2 separate regions of the Homo sapiens genome follow, and region 2 is linked to region 1. The links are chromatin loops, found by intact Hi-C in ENCODE. Cell type or tissue: breast epithelium. All regions are shown on one strand.

Region 1 (2,500 bases):
TGTGTTTTAAAAAGGCTCCTCTGGTCGGCCCTGGCATCCACAGAGCGCACACAGACGCCCGAAGGCTTGGGAAAGGAAGCCGGGGTCTCGTGGGGCGCGCCGTTTACTTGAAGGCCTCCGGAATGCGGGCGATCTGGGACTGCATGCTGGTGGGAGGGCTGGAGACGCCCTCGGACCAGTCGGAGACGTTGGAATGCGGGGACGAGCTGGACCACTGGTCAGGGGACTCAGGGGACGGGGTGAGGAAGGGGTGCTCAGGCACCTGTAGCTGGTGGCTGGGGGTGTTGTCCACAGGCGAGGAGTAGCTGTGCTGCGAGGGGGGCGTCAGGAACTGGGCTGCGGTCACGGGTGGGACCAGCGAGGATGGCAGCGACGTGGGCAGGGCGGGGCTCTCCTGGGGCAGAATAGTGTGCACCGCCAGGCTGCTGGGGCCCAGTGGCTGCACGTCTGCCTGGCTCGGCTCTCCACTCAGGAAGCTCCGGCCCAGGTGGCCGCTGGCTGCTGAGCTCACGCCAAGGTGCGGCTGTGGTGGTGGTGGTGGCGGCTGCAGGCTTTGCTGCTGCTGGATGTTTGCTGGCTGCAGGTTCTGCTGCTGCATCTGTAAGTTTTGTGGCTGCACCTGCTGGGTCTGCACCAGGTGAGGCTGGGTGGCCAGCCGGGTGCTGGGCAGGCCCTGGTAGCTCATCATCTGGGACAGGGCGCTGGCAGCAAGGCTACTGTGCAGCGGGCCTACCATGCCATGCTGCAGGGAGGGGGCCTGTGTGCTCAGGGGGCCTGGTGCCACACTCCCCCGCAGAGGGTTGTATTGGTTCGGCACCATGCCGCTCTGCAGCCGGGACAGCCACTCGCATTGACCATTCAAACTGGTGGACCCGCCCACAGTGAAATTCAGGGCCCCTCCGCTGCTGGAGCCCAGGACGGTGCTGGTGCCAGAGGCCACAGGCAGGTGGGAGAGACGAGGTGGGCCAGTCTCAAAGGCCAGCCGGCCGCCCCCACCCAGCGCCGCCATCTCGGGCTTGGCCGCCACGTTCAGGTGCCCGATGCCCAGGTGGGTGTCGGGCATCCCAGGCAGGTGGTTGAGGGGCACGGACGGAGACTGCTGGAACGGGGAGGGCAGCAGTGGCGGCGAGGCCACGTCTGACAGGTAGCCATGGGGTGACTCCAGGGAGTCCACGGGCGAGAGCATGCCGGAGCTGTCCAGCAGGCAGCCCTTGCCGTCCTGGGACTTCTTCCTCCGTGCCTTGAGGTCCTTGGCCTCCTTGCTTCCACAGGCCAGGCCTTTGCTGCTGGGCTTGCGGACCTTCTTGCCCTGCACGCCGGGCTTGAGGCTGCCCAGGTAGCCGTTGGGCGAGCAGAGCGGGGGCGACAGGGTGGGCGTGCCCCCCAGCGGGGCTCCGTGCAGCTGCGGGCTGCGCACCAGGTTGTACTCGTCCAGCAGCCTCACGATGTCGTGATGCATGCGCTCCTGTGCGATGTCGCGCGGCAGGCGGTCCATATGATCCGTGATGTCCCGGTTGGCAAAGTGGTCCAGCAGCACCTTGGCGGTCTCGTAGCTGCCCTCCCGGGCGGCCAGAAACAGGGGTGTCTCCTCCTGGGGGATGAGGGCGGGGGCCGGTGAGGGGGGCCAGGCCAGGCGTGGGGACCCTCCCCAAGGTTCCATCACCAGAGGAAGCAGCAGTACAACCTCCTCCGCGGGGTGGGGGCAGGCAGGCTGCTCCTCAGGACCCCACCCCAGCGTCCTGCAACCACCTAGCCTGACTCTTGTTAAATGTTAAGGCTTTGATACATCTTCTGAAACCCACCCAGAGAGGGGATCTGTGCAGTCCTCTACCCTAGATCAGCGGGGCTCCACCTCTATGGGGGGGTCACAGACCCCACTGAAAATCTAACCAACTGCAGGCCCTCTTCCCTGCCCCCAATAAGGCACAAAAGGAAATTCCTGGAGCGGTTCAGAGGCACCGGCGAGGGCACCAGGGAGGGAGCTCGTCATCTGGACGGCCATCAAGCCACCCTGGTGGCCACCAAGCTCCTTCCTGGGGTCTCCTCTGTGCGGTGGACACGTCACAGGTCTGGGTGAGGCTGCTGTGTGGGAGTGGGAAGGGGCTTCCCAGGCCTTGATGCCCTCTGGGGCCCAGTCTCTGTGGGGCCATGCTGCCACGGACTGGGGAGCGCCTGGGCCAACATGCCCCGGTGCCCAGGCCCGCTGTGTGCCCTCACCCAGGAGGGAGAGACGCCTGAGCCTGACATGCCAAGGGGGCAGCAGGAGTTGGGGGCGGGGGTGGGGGTTCTGGCGGCAGGGAGGTGGGGGTGTCTGCACCTGTGCCCTGAGCACCCAGGGGAAACCAACAGCAGCTGCAGGGCCAGGAGCTGCAGGGCCAGGATGAGGGCTGGGGGTGGCTCCCCTTGGATATAGTCCTGAGACTTCTTCCTCTGAGCCTTGAGGTCCTTGGCCTTGGTGAACACACCAAGAGGCCCCGCCCCGCAGGGAGCTGCCGCCACG
Region 2 (2,500 bases), 710 kb after region 1:
TCAAACCAAAGTTCGTAGGCCAACAAAGATGGGCCACTCACAAGCTTCCCATTTGTAGATCTCAGTGCCTATGAGTATCTGACACCTGTTCCTCTCTTCAGTCTCTTAGGGAGGCTTAAATCTGTCTCAGGTGTGCTAAGAGTGCCAGCCCAAGGTGGTCAAAAGTCCACAAAACTGCAGTCTTTGCTGGGATAGTAAGCCAAGCAGTGCCTGGACAGCAGAGTTCTTTTCTTGGGCAACAGATAACCAGACAGGACTCTAATCGTGCTCTTATTCAACATTCTTCTGTCTCTGCCTAGACTGGAATAAAAAGCCAATCTCTCTCGTGGCACAGGGAAGGAGATACAAGCTCGTTTACATGTGATAGATCTAACAAAGGCATCTACCGAAGTCTGGTCTGGATAGACGGCACAGGGAGCTCTTAGGTCAGCGCTGCTGGTTGGAGGACATTCCTGAGTCCAGCTTTGCAGCCTTTGTGCAACAGTACTTTCCCAGGATCCACAGGAAATACTCAGAGTCCACCTGGACATTTTACTTATATTCAGTTTCCAAGTGTCAGAGGGGTTCAGGACTGTCTGGCCTGGGGGGCCTCCTCATGACCTCAATTCAGGATTATCTACTCAAAGCATTAAACAAAAGGAAATACATTTTCAGGATGAAGGCTGCTCTTTTAAGCCCTGCTGAAGAAACCATTTCAAACAGGATTGGAATAGGGAAACCCGGCACTCAGCTCGGCGCAAGCCGGCGGTGCCTTCAGACTAGAGAGCCTCTCCTCCGGTGCGCTGCAAGTAGGGCCTCGGCTCGAGGTCAACATTCTAGTTGTCCAGCGCTCCCTCTCCGGCACCTCGGTGAGGCTAGTTGACCCGACAGGCGCGGATCATGAGCAGCTGCAGGAGAATGAAGAGCGGGGACGTAATGAGGCCGAACCAGAGCTCCCGAGTCTGCTCCGCCAGCTTCTGGCACAACAGCATCTCGAAGACGAACTTGAGACTCAGGACCGTAAGTACCCAGAAAAGGCGGAGCACCGCCAGCCGCTTCTCTCCATCCTGGAAGAGGCGCACGGACACGATGGTGGTGAAGTAGGTGCTGAGCCCGTCAGCGGCGAAGAAAGGCACGAACACGTTCCACCAGGAGAGGCCCGGGACCAGGCCATCCACACGCAGTGCCAGCAGCACAGAGAACACCAACAGGGCCAGCAGGTGCACGAAGATCTCGAAGGTGGCGAAGCCTAGCCACTGCACCAGCTCCCGGAGCGAGAAGAGCATCGCGCCCGTTGAGCGCGGGCCGGGGCCCGGCCGAGCGTGCCACCCGCGGGGCTGCGTCTCCTCTCCCCGTGGCCCTCGCCCGCGCCTGCCGCCGCTGCTGCGAGCGAGAGGCAGCGAGCGGCCCCGCCAGCCCCAGCCCTCGGCCCTGATGCGCCGGCAATCCCCCGGCCCCGACCCGGGACTCAACCCTGGCCGCCCGTGAACGCCCGCCTCGATCGGACGCCATGCCCCCACAGGGCGCGTCCCTAGTGCGTCACTTCCGGTCGACGGCGGAAGGCGGAAGGCGGAGCGGTCCCTGCAACCCGGCCGGCGGGAACTGCCTTCTAGTTTTTAGTCTCAGACCAGACCACCGGGCGCACCCCGATGCCGAGCCCGCAGCTTCTGGTGCTCTTCGGCAGCCAGACAGGCACGGCTCAGGATGTGTCGGAGAGACTGGGTCGCGAGGCCCGGCGCCGGCGGCTTGGCTGCCGGGTGCAGGCCCTGGACTCCTACCCGGTGGTGAGGGCTCGCTAGGGCCTCGGCGTGGGGGACGAGCAGGCCTGGCGTGCCCGCCTCGCGGGGTCATCGACCCAAAAGGCGTCGCATTTTCTCTGAGAGCGGGTCTTTCCCTTATGGCGGATTTAGGGAAGGAGGTTTGGGAAGGGGAGTTCAGTTTAGCACCTGGAGGAGGTTGGAACCTGAAAGAGAAGACGGTCTGGCTGCTCACATAAATCCCTCTGCCCTGTCAGCCTGAGTAAAGGAGAAGGGGGTCAAGTTTTGGGAAGGACGCCCGGTCCTTACAGCCGGAGGTCTTACGTGTGTGTGTCTTTTTGTTGAGGTGAATCTGATTAACGAGCCCCTGGTGATATTTGTTTGTGCAACTACAGGCCAAGGAGACCCCCCTGACAACATGAAGGTAAGGCTGGCCTGATGTGGCTCCTCAGATCCCTGCCCTCGACCCTCACCCCGTTTTCATTGCCTGGCGTCTAGGTGCAGTAAATAGCTCTCCTTTATCTCATGCACCTTCAGAGGTGGATTTGAGAGAACGTCCGTGAGTGGGGCTGGGGGCTCCGGTTGCCCTCTCTAATAAACTCGTCGTAGCCACCAAATAGCCTTATTATCCGTTTTAACCTTTCTTATTTTTCCAGGGCTATCTATATGTGCATCTAGTCTGGGTCTTGTGTGTATTTCTAGACTGTATGACCCTCAGGGAACGTTGCTGAATTCTCTGACCATCTTTTAAGCACATATTCTAT

The links. Peaks named below come from ENCODE experiments on the same cell type or tissue, not always from the same donor. Only the 100,000 strongest peaks of a DNase experiment are listed, where the experiment ranks them.
Region 2: it touches region 1 in a loop (13-fold over the local background); 1 of 110 quality-filtered maps calls a loop at or near these places.

Annotation. Positions count from the first base shown.
Region 1 is chr9:136,495,968-136,498,467 of GRCh38, forward strand. NOTCH1 (notch receptor 1) reads right to left here. Exons shown (of 34, transcript NM_017617.5): 34 at 1-1,591. The coding sequence ends at 104. Among named protein-coding and RNA genes, the nearest start is that of C9orf163, 14 kb to the left of the region's middle. RefSeq lists an enhancer at 2,173-2,500. In breast epithelium, no CTCF peak of the experiment used is centred here; no DNase peak of the experiment used is centred here.
Region 2 is chr9:137,204,150-137,206,649 of GRCh38, forward strand. It overlaps TMEM203 (transmembrane protein 203), which reads right to left and starts at 1,499. Exons shown (of 1, transcript NM_053045.2): 1 at 1-1,499. The coding sequence starts at 1,265. The coding sequence ends at 855. NDOR1 (NADPH dependent diflavin oxidoreductase 1) reads left to right here and starts at 1,551. Exons shown (of 14, transcript NM_014434.4): 1 at 1,551-1,763; 2 at 2,083-2,160. The coding sequence starts at 1,629. RefSeq lists a silencer at 1,255-1,514. In breast epithelium, no CTCF peak of the experiment used is centred here; a DNase peak (open chromatin) is centred at 1,532; H3K4me3 peaks cover 2,500 bases; H3K27ac peaks cover 1,111 bases.